2 separate regions of the Homo sapiens genome follow, and region 2 is linked to region 1. Evidence: chromatin loops called from intact Hi-C (ENCODE). Cell type or tissue: endothelial cell of umbilical vein. All regions are shown on one strand. Each heading gives the region's core, and the rest is flanking DNA. Links, peaks and the distances in the headings are about the cores only.

What was found. Hi-C counts contacts between places; a loop is a spot of excess contacts. Peaks named below come from ENCODE experiments on the same cell type or tissue, not always from the same donor. Only the 100,000 strongest peaks of a DNase experiment are listed, where the experiment ranks them.
Region 2: a loop joins it to region 1, with 2.4 times the contacts of the local background. A loop is called at or near these places in 4 of 110 quality-filtered maps.

The regions. Positions count from the first base shown.
Region 1 is chr16:83,182,745-83,191,071 of GRCh38, forward strand. All of the region lies in intron 4 of CDH13 (cadherin 13), which reads left to right. Among named protein-coding and RNA genes, the nearest start is that of CDH13-AS1, 210 kb to the right of the region's middle. In endothelial cell of umbilical vein, for the core only: no CTCF peak of the experiment used is centred there; a DNase peak (open chromatin) is centred at 4,857.
Region 2 is chr16:83,109,365-83,117,691 of GRCh38, forward strand. The region is part of intron 3 of CDH13 (cadherin 13); the gene reads left to right. Among named protein-coding and RNA genes, the nearest start is that of CDH13-AS1, 290 kb to the right of the region's middle. RefSeq lists an enhancer at 5,284-5,886. In endothelial cell of umbilical vein, for the core only: a CTCF peak has its summit at 4,136 (motif pointing right); no DNase peak of the experiment used is centred there.

The DNA of each region.
Region 1 (8,327 bases), core at 154-8,153:
TGGGAATGAGCGAAAACCAAATTCAGACAGTATTAAATACACAAAATTATAAAGTAAAATGAGACTGATTTCCCACGTCATGAGGAAAAATGTCTCTTTACTTTGTGATTCTTTTTATCACATACTTAAAGGCATTTGCATTTTTCCTTTTCTGAATTTTCTGCTTTTAGTTTTTCCTCTTGTATTAGATGTTCAGTGTAACTCACCAATTGTGGCAGTTTTCTGTTTGATTCACAGTAAAAAAGAATAAAAAATAAAAATTAAAAAAAAACTGTGACCTGCATTGTCCACCTGATTAAAATTAGTTTGGATTTTTCAGATAAGGTTCCTTCTTTTTATTATTATAAACAGACTTTATCTTAAGAGTCGGAAGAAACATTTAAGGGAACTATTCGTCTTATTTGTATTTCAACCTGATAAAAGGAAAAGGGATATAGCAAAAATTTTTAGTCGTTTGAGTGGGAAGTGCTTTATTTGAGATAAACACAAAAGGTTTTAAGTATCGTTGATATTAGTCAAACATAATAGCTTTTGGCTATTGTCTGAAGAGCTCTTGTCTGTTGACTTGCAGACCTGTGACCTCTAGATAAAGTTTCAAAATGCAGAAAATATTTATCTTCTTGCTATGACCTTCCACGCACACGACGTGAAGCCATGGATTTGTTTCCTAGGGAACTAGTGAGTGAGGAAGATCTATAATTAAATCTGTGAGTTATATGCTACACATGGGAATTGGGTACGCACCAAGTCCTTTAGAAAAATCCCATAATATCACCATAGCCTCAACTGGTGGAATTAAACTCAATTTTTCTTCACACATTTTTAGAAAGCATCATTCAGAATCTTAATATGGGAAAGTTCTTGTGTTTCTTTCCAAAGTCAGGGTGTGTTTAGTTTGGCTTCCATTTCGCTCTGGATCCAGTGTCCCTCCCTGATGGGACGGCACCTGCCATTGCTACTCAGGTGAGTGCTTTATATGGAAGTCTTGGAAAAGCGAGTGGTAGTCTAGTCTCAGACATCAGCACGTCAGAGCTGGAAGGGATCCAAGGCAGTGTTTGGCAAAAGTTTTTTGATGTTCAAAATGTGTCCTTCAAATAAAATCTAATTTAAAAATTCACTGAGTGAAGCAGACATTAGGTGAATTGGTTTTGACTAGAAGTAAGGGAGAAAGAACCTTTTCATCACCACCCCAATCCCAAAATTCCAGAGCAAGAAGTCTCTAAGGCACCCCCGTTTCTCAACTTGAACATTAACATCTAAGCCATAGCACTGATTGTAGAGGGGGCAGACTGAGGCTCAAGAGATGTTGCCATTGGTCAGCCATCTCATAGCCTCTAGAGGTTAAACACACACACACACACACACACACACACACACACACATACACACACACACAACTAGTAAAAAAAAAAAAAGTCAGAACAATGAATAGCTGTTTCCAAATCTGGCTTGAATATATTTTGTAGTAAATTTCCCCATCTAGAGGCTCATGAGGGCCAAGATTTCTCTACGGTGCTTTTATTTTTCACCTTTTGAAACCAATAATCAGCCTCTTACATTAACTCTAAAAAGTAAAACTCTGTCGACTCTTTGCTTTCAATGGGATTGTCCTCCCCGTATCATTCCTCAACCAACAGAGGGACTCTATGAGAGGGAAGCAGAACCTCAGGACTACCAGAGAAGAGATATTTCACAGATACCAAGGCTTGACGTAGATGTGAGGCCAGGGGCAGGGTGCGGTGGCTCACACCTGTAATCCCAGCACTTTGGGAGGCTGAGGTGGGTGGATCAACTGAGGTCAGGATTTCAAGACCAGCCTGGCCAACATGGTGAAACCTCTCCTCTACTAAAAATACAAAAATTACCTGGGCATGGTGGTGCACGCCTGTAGTCCCAGCTACTCAGGAGGCTAAGGCAGGAGAATCGTCTGAACCCAGGAGGCAGACGTTGCAGTGAGCTGAGATCATGCCATTGCACTCCAGCCTGAGCAACAGAGCGAGACTCCATCTCAAAAAAGCAAAGATGTGAGTCCAGGGTGGGTGTTGATGAGGACGGTAATAATACCTGATGCTTTCGTAGCAGTCCCTGCTCCAGACTATATATACATTAGCTCATTTAGTGTTTGTGATGTCTAAGCCGTGTGTGTGTGTGTGTGTGTGTGTGCGTGTGTGTGTGTAGTAGCAGCTTATTTTTTTTCTATTTCTCTTTGATTTTTTAAATACACACTTATAAGTGTACATGTGTGGTGTGTGGGTATATATACACTTTCCTCTATCTTTCTGATATACCTATCTATATATTTATGATCTTCCCACCAACCTGGTAAGGCCGATACTACTACTATCCCTATTTTATATATAAAGAAACTGAGGCACAGAATCCTAAGGGTCCTACAGCTGGTCGTGGCAGCACTGAGATTTGTATCCAAGCAGCCTGGCTTCCAAGTCTGTGCTCTTTGCTGGTCTACATTCATACCCCATCTTTTATTTTTCTTTTTGAAGTATACGCTATGGGGCTTTGAGCAAAACTTCTGATGTGAAAAAGAAATAAGAATAATAACTCCAAAGATTTTTGCTATGAGGATAAAGCACCTGACCTACTGCACCTTGTAATTTCTGGCAACTAATAATTTCTCAGTAAGTTTCTGTGTTGCTGTAAAAATTGTCAACCATGTACACAAACAGATCTTTAAAAAAAATTGAGACAAATTAAAGTGAAAGACTTCAAAATCAGTTTGTCACATTTGATGCTAAACGCTATATTTTCTCTGAGAATTTTAAATTGTGCAGGTAATTTCTCACCACGGTAAGTCATGATTTTTCATACTTGAACAGTATCACTTCATCTAAGGAATTTTCCCCAGTGCAGTACACTCCCACCCATGCCTCTGAAAACGTCTAATCTGTTTCTCCTACTTACCTGTTGGTCCAATTCATTTCTGGAAATGTTCTGCAGGTTATCATAACGAGAACAGGAGTGATCTATGGAATAAACAGGCACTGTTGTTTGAATTAATTACCAGGAACAGAATCATAAGTGGTGACAACTTACAACAGCTCATTCCACATTCTCCTGCCACTGATGGATAGATTTATGCATTTGAAACATTTTTTACTGATTGCCTGCCCATCTCCTGTTCACATACTCCCTGAGAACCTCTATGTCTTATCCATGGAGTATGTCCGAAAACCAATTATCATCCCCTTTTTGTTTCTGTATTGTCTAATGGAAGAAAAGAAATTATACCTTAGAGGAGATATTTTCCTGATAAACAGCATTTAGTCATTTAGTCATTAAATTAGCTCTTTTAAAATTGTATTATTTTTAAAGGCATCTTTTTATTTTATTTTATTTTATTTTATTTTATTTTATTTTATTTTATTTTATTTTATTTTATTTTATTTTATTTGAGACAGAATCTCACTATGTCACCAGGCTGGAGTGCAGTGGCGTGATCTCGGATCACTGCAGCCAACCTCCGCCTCCTGGGTTCAAGCAATTCTCCCGACTCAGCCTCCTGAGTAGCTGGGACTACGGGCACATACCACCATGCCAAGCTAATTTTTGTACTTTTAGTAGAGATGGGGTTTCACCATATTGGCCAGGAGGGTCTCAATCTCTTGACCTTTTGATCCACCCGCCTCGGCCTCCCAAAGTGCTGGGATTACAGGCCTGAGCCACAGCGCCCGGCCTAATGGCATCTTAGTCATTCGACTTTTCGAGACAGCCTTATCAGTAGCCTCTGATGCTTGAGGTTCTCTTGTGTTGCTTTTCGTTGTCATAGTATTTTTGTTGTTATTGTTTTGTTTTTCTTTCTTTTTGTTATTTGCTTTATGTTTGTATTTGTCGTACGTTGTGTTTAATCTACCCCTTCTCTGCCCAAGACTGTAGTATGTCGTCAGGGTTGAGAACCACTGGGTTAAGGAGTTACAAAAAGTTAAATTTCTCAGGGCTAATGTTGAATTCTTGCATCGGATGAGCTCATTGTAACTTAGGAAAATCAAAAGCTTGACTTGAAAGAATGAGACAAGTCAAGCTCTTGTGAGACAAGCCAACTCTTTCTCATGTGGAGGAAGAGTTCTGATGGGGAGAAGGAGCTGAAGAAGTGGTGCCCCCATTGAAGCAGGCAGCTGGGATCCCCTGTGAAGGTGGTGAAGGGCAGATGGGAGACGGAGATATTTTAATGAAAATTGTAACCTATTTTATGAATAAAATTTATTTTTTATTACTGTAATTTTTTTTTTGAGACGGAGTCTCGCTCTGTCACCCAGGCTGGAGTGCAGTGGTGTGATCTCAGCTCACTGCAACCTGCACCTCCCGAGTTCAAGTGATCCTCCCACCTCAGCCTCCTGAGTAGCTGGGACTACAGTTGCCTGCCACCACACACAACTAATTTTTATGTTTTTAGTAGAAATGGGGTTTCACCATGTTGGCCTGGCTGGTCTTGAACTCCTGGCCTCAGGTGATCCACCCACCTCGGCTTCCCAGAGTCTGGAATTACAGGCGTAAGCCACCACGCCTGGCCCCAAACAAAATTTAATTTAATCCTTACAACAGTCACTCAAAGGAAGAAGGATATTTGCATTATTAGAGCACCTTCATGAGCTTGACATTTTTATGTTGCTCTTTGAATCCTCTCAAATGCCAGCTGATTTAGGTTTCATTTTTCCCGTCATCAGTGATAAAACCATGACTTGAGGCAAAGGTGACTATTCAGAACCAGGGTTTCTGATTCTACTGCCTTTTTCTACTGCTTGGATACAGCCTGGCCTGAAGCCTCAGGGACTTTAGGATGTAGATTGGCAGGGGAAATCCCAGGCAGGGGTGTTTTTTGATGGGAGAAGCTGTTTGCAACCCGCAGCTCTGGAGTGACTCAGAGAGAGAAATGACTAATTTCTCCATTCAGCAAAAATGCATTGAGCTCCAGCTACATGATGAGGACTGCTGTAAATTCCGTGGACACAGCAGTGAACAGAACAGACCAAGCCCTGTCCTACAGTCCACCTGCTAGTAAGGGAACCTGACAAATCAAAAGTTAATAAAATACATGGTGTGTCAGTTGCTATGATAGGTCCTGATAGGGGCTATGGAGGTCAATGGCTAGAGATGAGAGTAGGTTGCAGTTTTCAACAGGGAGGCCCTCAGTGAGAACTGATGAACTGGGATGAGTGCAGGGATGCATCTATCTGGGGGCTGAGCATCCTCGATAAAAGGAACTATGAGTGCAAAAGCTGGGGGCAGTAGTGTGTCCAGAATATTCTAGAAACTGTAGGAAGGCTGGTATGGCTGAAGCAGAGGGAGCAAGGGAATGTTAGATAGGAGAAAAGCTGTGACCAGATCACAGAAGGTCTTGGAGCCCACCATGAGGACTTTGGCCTTTATTCTAATTGAGTGGGAAAGCCACTGGTGGGCTTTGGTGAAGACAGATGTGATCTGGCTTATGTCTTTATTGAATGGCTCTGGCTGACGGATGGAGAATAGAATAGAGTGTGGATGGGGCAAGGGTAGGAACAGCTGCAATCACTCAGGCTCTAGAAGCAATGGGGGCTTGGCCCAGAGCAATGGTGGTGGAAGGGGAGAGGCGTGGTTATGGCCGTATTCTGGATATAATTTGAAAAGATTTGTCGGGGGAAGTGAGGATTTTAGCTCTGTTTTATTGAGTGTGGTTGCCTGCAAACCAGGCTCTGCGCCTCTCTGAACTGTCATGCATTCTTTTTGAGTCCTCTTGGTGGTTTTGTAAAGAAGCCAGCCTCGCTGCCCATCTCCCAGAGGGGGGAAACTGAAGCTCAGAGACATTCAGGGATTTGCTTAAAGCCCCATGCCAGGCGTTGGCCATGGTCCTGGCTCCCAAACCTGTCCTTTTTCTACTGTAACAGGCTGCCTCCCCTCCAAAGTCTGCAGGAAATTTAAGCCTCCTGGAATTTCTTATTGTATCAGCATGAATATTATTAAGTTTCCTATAAACTCAAATTTTGTGTATTTAAAAAGACTATGAATCTTTCTTTTTAGAAATTGAGGTGGTTAGGATTAATGACCAACCATAAAATTTTATAAGCAATTATTACGGTTTACTGTACCTTCTTCAGCTGCTTGTCGCCTTGCCTTCTTTTCTTTCTCCTGTAGTCGGGGTGAGTTTTCACATCACTGACAAAGATATTGGGCTGGGAAGAGGCACGCTTGGAGTGAGACCCTTCAGGAAGCCTCTGTTTTTAACTTTAGCTGTGACACTGGGATCTCAGTCATGGAAGTTCACTGACATCTACTCATCCTGCATTAGTAATATGGGCATGGTGCATTTTCTGTATTTATTAGCTATGTTTAACAGAATCTTTAGAAAGGAACTCGATGCCCTGTTTCAACAAAGTACATTGATTTTTTGCTTTGTGATAGATAAGGCAAAAGCGGTCACTTTGTTCGGTGTGTGCTCTCATCCTAATTTAGGGCCCCTTTCTGCCTAGAACTCTGTAGATTTCCGCCGTCTGTGTTTTTCCATCATCCCAGACCCTCAGCTGCAAGCTCAGGCCTCCAGCCCCTCATGCACAACTGCTCCTTTAGATCAGGATTACTTTGCCCCCAGTCTCCCTGGGACTTGCTGCAGATTTATTTCAAAGTTGTAAATCCTCTGTGGATTACCTCCTCATGCTATTCTCAACCTCTGGTTCTTTCTTTTTCTGATTGCCCCCAATATTAACAAAGTGGAGCAAAAATAACTACAGTTGCTGGAAAGTGGTACTGTGTTAGTCAGAACACAGAGGTTGTATGTGACAGATACACGTTCACATGGCTAAGGCTAAAGGGTATTCATTGACTCCCATAGTCAGGAAATCCAAAGGTGCATCTGGCTTTAGGACAGCTGGATCCAGGCCTCACACAGTTGCACTTTGTACTCTCCCTTTGCGTGGTAGCCTGATCTTCTCCTGCCACAGACACTTGGTCAAAGAAGCTGGTCACAAGCTGCATCCTTCTAGCACTGTGAATATTAAAGGCAAGAGGAATCTTCCCTCTGAGCCTGGTGTGGTTTGGCTGTGTCCCCACCTAATTCTAACCTTGAATTGTAGTTCCCATAATCCCCACACGTCACGGGAGGGACCCAATGGGAGGTAATTGAATCATGGGGGCGGCTTTTCTCATACTGTTCTCATGATAGTGAGTAAGTCTCATGAGATCTGATGGTTTTATAAGTGGGAGTTCCCCTGCACAAGCTCTCTTGCCTGCCCCCATGTAAGACGTGACTTTGCTCCTCATTCACCTTCCGGCATGATTGTGAGGCCTCCCCCACCATGTGGAACTGTGAGTCAATTAAACCTCTTTCCTTTATAAAGTACTAAGTCTTGGGTATGTCTTTATTAGCAGCGTGAGAACAGACTAATACACACATCTAACAAGAATACCCCAAGGAGAATACTGTTTGGTATAACATTGGGCAAATGCCCATTGCTGTAGCCATCTCTGAGGCCAAATAAATGGGTTCCGCTTGGCTAGAAGTACATCTCATTATGAGTGGAAGTGGGGGAATGTCATGGCACCATGATTGTGGTACAGCTGATTGTCATGGGGCAAGTGGGAGGGTTGATGTAAGAAGGGGTTGGAAAGCCTGCTGGGTAAACAAATCTATAGCTACTGTCCTTCACCATAGTTCTACCAAAGTCAAATTGCATTTATAGCACTGGAGTTTCACTTAAAGGGAATGCAGCACTGGGGACAGACCCTAGTATTTTTTCCAATTGTCCTTTATTTTCAGTTGCCACCATGTCTTGAGCGCCTGCCCTATGCCCCCATACTGTTCTAGGTACATATGATGGCAAAATGATGAATAACACATTGACTCTGCCCTCACAAATGCTGTTCATTAGGATGGGTCTTCCTAAATTATAGAGACTGATCAATTTACATGCCACCCTTTGATGCTAACTAAGACAATGGAGAAATAGCCCCAAGTGCTAATACTCTGTCTCTTGAATTGAGTTATTTTTCCAAGGCAGTAAAATGTGAAGATTGCAATTAGTTAACCATTATGAAGACAAATCTTCAAATATTTTTCTCACTGTGGTGACATTTAAAATGCTTCCTGCTCAACCAAACAGCCAATTGATTTCTTTCCCATCTTCTTATAATGGCTAATTGCTAAGCAATTGATTGAATCCTCTTTTGTTACTATGTAATTACTAAGCTGGCCAAAACGACTCTCCCGACCATTTCTCAGTTGGCTCATTTTGGTCACCTATAGGACAGGTTTGGGGTGGGAATGTTCTTATTTGGTTAAACTTTTTGCAAATAATCAATCAAATTGCTTTATGTAGTGATTCCGAGCAAAGGTCCAACTGGCA
Region 2 (8,327 bases), core at 303-8,302, 73 kb before region 1:
CAGGAAACCCCATGGCTTTGGAAGGAGTAAGTGGGAAGGGCCGGATTTTCAGTTAAGTTTAGGATATGTTGAGTTTTAGGTGCCTGTGGATAGTCATGTATCATTTATGGTGACAGTGCCACAGGGAAGGTATGTGTCAAACCCCTAATAAATACCCACTGAATTGAAAATAATTCTTTTTCCAAGTGCGGGTTTTCTAACAGGGGCCAGCCAGACATTTATGAGCTCAGGCAGATGAGGAAAGCATGATACCTGGATCACGTGTGCTCACATCTGGAATACATGCGCAAATTAACACAGCTGTGGAGGCAGGAGTACATATGTGTATTAGAAAAACAAGCCCCACCTGTAGAGCGCTGCAAGATGCCTCCAGCTGGTCACAAGTAGCTATTGAACATGAATATTTTATCAGTGCCAGAGCAGATAGAGGGAAACTGTATCCATTATATTCTCATCACCATCACATGTGGTTGAACGGGCTTCCGACTAAAGAATCTAAACATGTTTAAAACATTTTTCACCTCCAGTAAAACTAGCAAGTCTTGATTTGTGTTGTTATTGCTCCTGCTAGATTCGTGAAATATTTCAGAGGCAATTGCATCTTGGAAGTGTGGTTTGGCAAATTTTCATCCAAAGCGTATGTTTTTGTTTTATTTTTTAACTAGCGGTTCAAACGTGGGGAAGTTGACATTTTAGAGCAAATGGTAGAATATGTGGGGTTATTTTCTGTTGCTGTTTCATTTTTAGGTTCAACTTTTCAAATATAGAGCTGGATTAAGTCTCACTAGTAGCAGAAAACAAAGTCTGTTTAAGTAAATGTGTTTTCAGGATGGCCCAACTGTACAGAAACTTGCAGATCTCACGTTCTGATCACTCCATCAACTGCTGCTTCTTTAAAATACTCAAGAGTCACTTACGATGTTTAATTGGCATGTCTGTCTTTCAAAATGAAAAGCTACAGGGTAGCTTGTGTTAACCACACAACAGCTGGTTTTGGTCACTTGGTAGGTGACAATCCAGTGACCACAACCAAGGAGGATTTAACAAGGGATTTTATGCCTTGCAATGCGGAAGAGCACTGGGGAAAGTTCCCGAAGGGGTGCCTCCCAGAACACAAATGAAAACAGGGCTTTTACTGGGCTGGCGAGCTGAGTCACTGTATGTAGAGGTGTAGTGAAGGCAGCACATGCTCAGTCACCGATCATGCTGCTACATACTTGTACATACTTACTGTCTATACATTACTCACTCATGTATAGGCAGTGGTGAATAAGCTCCTCCCTGGGCCTGGTTAGTAGTATGGTAATACAGATAGATAACCGAAGTACATTTCCAACTCAGACATCTCTGGATCCAACCAGCTTTTGTTTTGCCAGGGTCGGGCTTCTTTCTGAAATTTTTGAAACAAAAAAAACCAAGGTGTGACAGTTACAAGGGGCTACTTCTTCACAGTGCATACCCCAAAACCTTGGGACCCTGGAGCATACCCCCAAAACCCTGGGACCTTGGGTTAGACTTGGACTTTTCCTGTTTTCTTGTTACTCAGCAACCACCACAATGCCTGGTCCGTGGAAAATGGTCAATAAATATCTGTTGGCTGGATAAATTAATCCCTAAATGTATGTATTAGGTTGTTGCAAAAAAAAAAAAAAAAAAAATTAGCCGGGCGTGGTGTCGGGTGCCTGTAGTCCCAGCTACTCGGGAGGCTGAGGCAGGAGAATGGCGTGAACCCGGGAGGCGGAGCTTGCAGTGAGCCGAGATGACGCCACTGCACTCCAGCCTGGGCGACAGAGCGGGACTCCGTCTCAAAAAAAAAAGAAAAAAATAGAAATGGCAAGGAATAAAATTTGCCTTCAATGTGCTTATGGTCTTGGGAGGAGTAGAGTAAAAAAAATCCCTAATTTCTATTGATATAATATCATTGGATAGTGCCATGATAGAAGAATGTCCCATGTGCAGTGAGAATCTAGAGAGAAAATAAGTGATTACACTTAAAGTAGAGAGTCAGGGAAGACTTCCTGGGAGAGGTGACATTTAGACTAAAGCATAAATAATATTGATTTGTTTGCCAAATGGAGGAAGCAAAGAAGGATCCTGAGTGAAAGCATGATGTGTCTGAGGATTTGCAAGTCGATCATGAGGTTGCAGCATACATCACATGGGAGAGAGTTGCTGACTCTTCAGGAGAGCAGATCATGGTATGCTAGGACAATCAGAGTCTCCACTAGAGCATATGAAGGGCTTAACATAAGGGAGTGTCATAATTACATTTATGTTTGGTCAGAGCACTCAGGCATTGGATTGGAGAATGGAGTTGAGATGAGAAGCAGTGAAGCACTTGCTGTAGCCATCATAAAAACCTGGATCATATCAATAGATCGTCATAACTTGGCTTCAACAAGAATTCATAAAACCAACTCCTCTCTATTTCATAGTTTCATCATTTTATGGAATATCAAAAACCTAAAGAGAAAGAGAAATAAAAATAAACTATATGAACTTCTCCCTGATGAAGCATTCAGTCTTGTTTTCCTGGATCTCATGCATGTTAAATACATATTTAGATCTAAGCCACTATATCAAGGAAGTGAAAAACTCTTATTCCTTAAATATCAATATGTGCACAAATTTTCTTATACCCACATAATTTTAGTAAAACTTTGGAGAAAAAAGTTTCCAGAGTTCTAGGGCTTTGTTCCATTTTTGGAAACAGTAATTTTAGAACTCTCTGCTTTGCTTTACTTATTCATTTTATCTCCCGCTGGGTTTCCTTCTTGATTTCTATACCTTTGTGTCTGCATTAATTAATTTTTCTTTCATTTATTCACACATGCAACCATTGTGTATTTGGTCTATGTATCAGTTAGGGCAGGCTAATTACTCTAGCAAACCAGCAGTTAACAAGAAACCAATCCCGTTGGCAGGGAACTGCACTGTGTGAAGACATTCAGAGATCCAGGCTCCATCTATCCTAAAGCAAGCAAACAGGCTTTGAGAGGGAGACAGAGACAGAGACACAGAAAGACAGAGAGAAAAAGAGAGAGGAAGTTCTTGGTGATTAGAAATTTGTGTTTCTGTGCGGTATGTGTATACACAGGTGGTATTTTTCTATTTGGAGGGCTTAATGTGTTTTTAGGTGTTTGTGGGTTAGGAGTTAGAAGAAATAGCCAAAAAGGAGGTGTAATTAACCCTTTATCTCTTTCTCTTGATGGGTAATGTGGTTACTTCCTTTTTGTTAGTTTCCCCATAATATTATAGTAAATACCTGAGTGTATTATGTGTGTGTATTTTGATTATTTCTCTGCACTGTGTTCCTAGTAGTTAAATTACTTAGTCAAAAAGCATGAACACTTTAAAGGCTATCAAACATAGTTACATTGTTTTTCAGTAAAATATCTGTACCTTTTTCTTTAGCATCGAGGTATCTATTTACCAGACCTTCGTGAGCACCGTGCAGTTTATTTTTTAAAAATATTTCTCAACTTTATAGTCAGTATATTTGGCTATTAGGATAATTTCAGGATATTTGAGGAGGAACTTTAAGACCGGCTTATAAATTACAGCACTTATAAAGGAGGAAAACATGTGGAACTCATGTCTGGTACACATGATTCTAGGAACTGGTGGTGTTTGGATGGCAGAAGTTACAAGGAACGCAAAAGCAGGGAGCGTGAGCCAACACCAGATTGACCTCAGGCAGCTGATGCTATCGAAGGAAAAAGGGAGGACTTCCATGCAACTCCAGAAAACAAAACCAAGACACCTGCGGTAGATTCTGGTTTAACAAAAGGGAGAATTTTCTAAAAATTTTCTATAGATTTGGTTACTTCACAAAGCATTGAGCACCCCAGGATAAAAGAATCCAACTGAGAGTGGCAGCTTTACTCTTATTAGAGAGAAGATTTCTCTATTAAAGACAAAATCAAAGCGAAATCACCAACATCTTACTCATTTACTTATTAGACACAATCGTGGAGCAAATACTCTGCACCAGCTACTGTGCTAACTCCGTTACCTGGATTACTCAAATTCTTACAATAACTCTATATTTATTTCATAATTGCTTTATTTAGTAATATTTTAAGTGCTTTTTAGACACCTGCTCTATGCCTGTCTTGTGCTAGGCACCAGGGGGCGTAGCAGCAGACCAGGAAAATGTAGAGTCTGCCCTTACGGAGCTGGGAGCCTTGCATGAAAGACTGGCACTGACGACACAGTGGCACTGAATGAACGTGTGATCAGAAGCTGAGACAGGGCTCTAGGGGAAAAAGGCAAAGTGCAGCCAATCCTCATAGCAAAAGAGACCGAGGAAGCCTAGAAGTGGTGCTTGAGTGGAGAGTAGAAGGATGGGTGGGGGGTTAACCAGGCACAAGAGGGGAGGGACGGGAAGGGAAGTCACAAGGTGAGAAGCCCTCAGACAAGCACCTGCAATTGGAGGGTGCGTGCAGCTGAGAAGCAGAGCCAGGAGGACAGTGATAGCACTTGAGGTCAGAGTGGTCATCGGGATCCAAGCCTGCTGGATCTTCCTGGCCTTAGGAAACCCAGAGGCTTCATCCTTTGGCAAGGGGAAGCCTATATACCCTGTAGGCTTAATGACGGGGAGAAGAATGTTTGTAAAAGATCTCGCTGGCTGCTGAAGAGAGAACATCTGGAGTTAACTCTCCAATTTCAGACTCCCCTGATGAAAACTGTTACTTCTGTTCTCCACTCCCTTATTTGGGCAAAGCAGTTTATTTTCTACCCGAAGCATATCTACTAATAGAAATGACTGAGATATTCATTACGTTAGGAATGTAATGTAATGATTCTTAGATGGTGATTCAGATGATTAGTTATTGGACCTTCGATGCATTTTTTATTTTAATTTTGAGATTGGCCGTCCCCAACGCCTCTGATGTGTGACTTTCATTACTGGAGATGTTGTTTCTGATGTTGCTGGCGGTCCCTACTGAAAAGGATGCATGCATGAAGACTCAAGGCAACAGTGACTTGCACCCATTTCTAACAATGACTTGCACCCATTTCTCCCGTATGGGGGTGCTTGATAAGCACTGAGTGGTGTAATTTACAACAGCTTATTGGCTTGATGCCATCCTATGAATCCACCAACCATCATCTTCTCTGACCCTTTAAAATGACTTCCCTCACACCCCCTGCCATGAGATGATATGAAGAACTAACAACAGATAATTTCTATATCACCACATTTTATTATCAGCATAATTCTATACAGTAAATCTGCAGTGGGTGACTTAGTTTTGCTGATATGTGGCCTCTAGAATATTGGGAAAATAGATACATGGAAATTTAGGGAGCTTGTATCTTGCCTCTCCAACCTTTTAAATTTGCTGCAGAAAGTTGGATATTTGTTGGGTTTTTCTTCCTTAAGTAGGCAAACTTCAGCCCCAGGAGGCAATGAAGCAAACTTTAAATGTAGCCCCAGGTACTTCAAAGCTGGCTGAACCATGTGTTTGATTGCATACAAAATGTGAATTGAGTAGCACAGAACTGTCCTCCTAGCAACTTTGTAGCACAATGAGATCAGCTGCAAGAACGGAATAAATTGGAGATTGGCTTCTGCAGTTCCATTCATTTGCAAAAATTTGCAGACAATTAAGCTGTCCCCCTGCAGTATAGGTAGCTCCTTTTAGCCAGGGGCTGGAGATTTGTTCTCTCTGGGAAAATGTTAAAGCTGTGATTATCTAGTTATACCTGAATAAATGGATCAAAGGACCTCTCCAGCCAAGCACAGACCTCCTTGAAAAGGTAGTCTCCAGCAGCAACCCTGGGGAGGTTTATAGCAAAGTGTTTTTAGAGCAGATGGTTCTGGAGTTACAGAGGCCAAAGAGCTGAATGACTTGGGATGAGTCTTTTACATCTTTTAACTTCAGGAAAACAGCCATGGTGGTTCTGCCAGCAAGTCGTTGAATGGATTAAGTGAGATAATCATACAATGTGTTTAGCACTGTGCCTGGCATGTAATAAATACTCAATAAATGGCAGTATTTTCTATGGCAGACTTGGTGAATCCAGGACTAGGATCCCAGGCAAATCTTAGGGTTATAAAGGTTAGAAGGAACCAGGTTATGTCATCTTGAGTCTAGAATATAAGCTTCAAACTCTCCAAAGGAATAACCCTCAGGTCCTTGAACTCAAACCCGAAGCATCACATCTTTGCGTGAAGCCTGCAAAGGCTCGCTATTGCCTTGGAAGCAAATCCAGTCTTCTTACCTTGACTTACAAGACTGTCCATAATTGGGCTGGGCTGACTGCATGAGTCTCACCTTTCACTGTTCTCCCTTAATTCCCTGCCTGCCTGGAAGACGTATTTCAGCTTCTGCAATGCTTTGCCTTGCTAAAAATATCTCCTCTTAGCAAACAAGTTTGCCCAGAAGTTATGAAAGTAGGAGAGGGAACAAAGATGATAGAGGTTTGTGGTTTGTTTATGAGGTTTTCACTATTTCTCCCTATCACTTTTTCTATTATGCAAAGCCAGGGTCCAGGAGGGCAGAAAGAGGGAATGAGGACAAATTATCTGGACACTGTTTGTCTGTTTGAATGTCAGCGTATTTAGGAGATCCTCCAACAGGTGGCCAGCCCGGGTCAAGCTGCGTCTGGCCTTGTGTTCAGGTGTGCAGGAAGTAGGATCATTCCTCTCAAATCTCACCACTTCCTTCAGTTGGCTGTTAGGGAAGGCTTTTATGCCCTTGGCTGGGTGTGACGGAAAGGGGCAGGGACAGACAAAACTTGGAGTGCGGTCCCAGCTGTAGAATGCCAGTCTGGCAGACATAACAAAAGTGAGCACTTCTTCGCTTTTGGGACACCTTCCCCATTTGGTCTTGACATTGAGCACCATGCTTTGGCAGGTGTCAGAGGTTGGCTCCCGGGAAATAGACCACGCAACCGGGGAGGTGTTATCAGCATCCATACCTCACGGGGAGGGAGGTCAGGGGGATGGGGCGGGGAAGGAGGCTGATGGAGGAGTTGCTGACTGCAGGTAGCTGGAGGCCTCAGCCTTCCTGGGCAGCAGGGATACGGGCAGGGATGTCCCCTGAGCATGGTCCCACCTGGAAGCCAGGGGGCTGACCTTGACACACTCCTGACCAGTCAGTGGATGGCGCTGCAGCCCCTTCTGTTTAGTCTTCACATCAGCAATGAAAGAGGGTGAAGTTCATGGAAATATTGTGGGGACATATCGCATGGTTTCTGTTCATGAAATGTCCAGAAAAGACAAACATATACAGCCAGTGGCTGTGGTAAAGTGGGAATGACTGCTAATGGGCATGAGGTTTCATTTAAGGGTGATGGAGATGTTCTAAAATTATATGTGGTGAGGATTGCACAACTCTGTAAATTTCCTAACAATCACTGTGTTACACACTTAAAACGGGTGAATTTCATGGTACGTAAATTATACCTCAATAATACTTTTAAAATACTGCAGGCGAGAGGGGCTCCAGCCAGAGAAATTGACTCCAACTCTCCCTTTCCACAAATCAAATGCTCAGATTTGCATTGTGGGAGGAGCCTGAGTGTTCACTGCAGGACAATGTAGGTTCTTCAGGGAGTGCAGACCACTTTCACATGCAGCTTCTCATTTCGTTCTGATAACCTAGAGGACGGGCAAATCATCGTAGGACGATGAGCGCTGAGCTACAGTGAATGTAGCTTGTTATCTTACGACAGACCTGGGAGAAGGAGGAAATCCAACTAATTTATTTACTTTTATCCCTTTGAGTCTATTCTCCACAAAGCAGCTATGATCTGTTTTATTGCAACTGGACTCCTCAGCTCAAAACCCTTCCAGGGCTCACTCCTCATGCGGAGTAAAAGCCAGGGCCCTCTCCATGGCCTACGTGCCTCTCCAGGGTCTGACTTCCCTTCACCAGGTCCAGACTGTCTCCTTCACCTCACAGCGCTCACCTTGCCCACGCCAGCAGCTGCCACACTGAAGCTCCGCCATGCCCGGTAGGCTTCTGCTGCTGGCAGTGCCTCCTCCTCCTGCCCCCTTGGCCCATTCTTCCTCCATCTTCCACTGCCATCTCCTCGGTGGACCGCTTCTTGCCTCCCTGTCTAAAACATCAGCACCCTCTCCCCCTGAGCACTTCCAGCCCTCCTCCCTGCTGATCTTTTTTCTCTTGAGCCATATGTGTTCTCTTTCCCTTTCTGTGGTTTGCCCCCTCTCTCTACAATTGAAGCTTCATGAGGGCACTTGCTTCTTTTAGGCACTGCACCATCCGAGATGCCTAGAATTATACCTGGCAGAGAGAAAGGGCTTGGTTGATACGTTTTGAAGAAATGAATGAAAGAATGAATGAATGACTTAG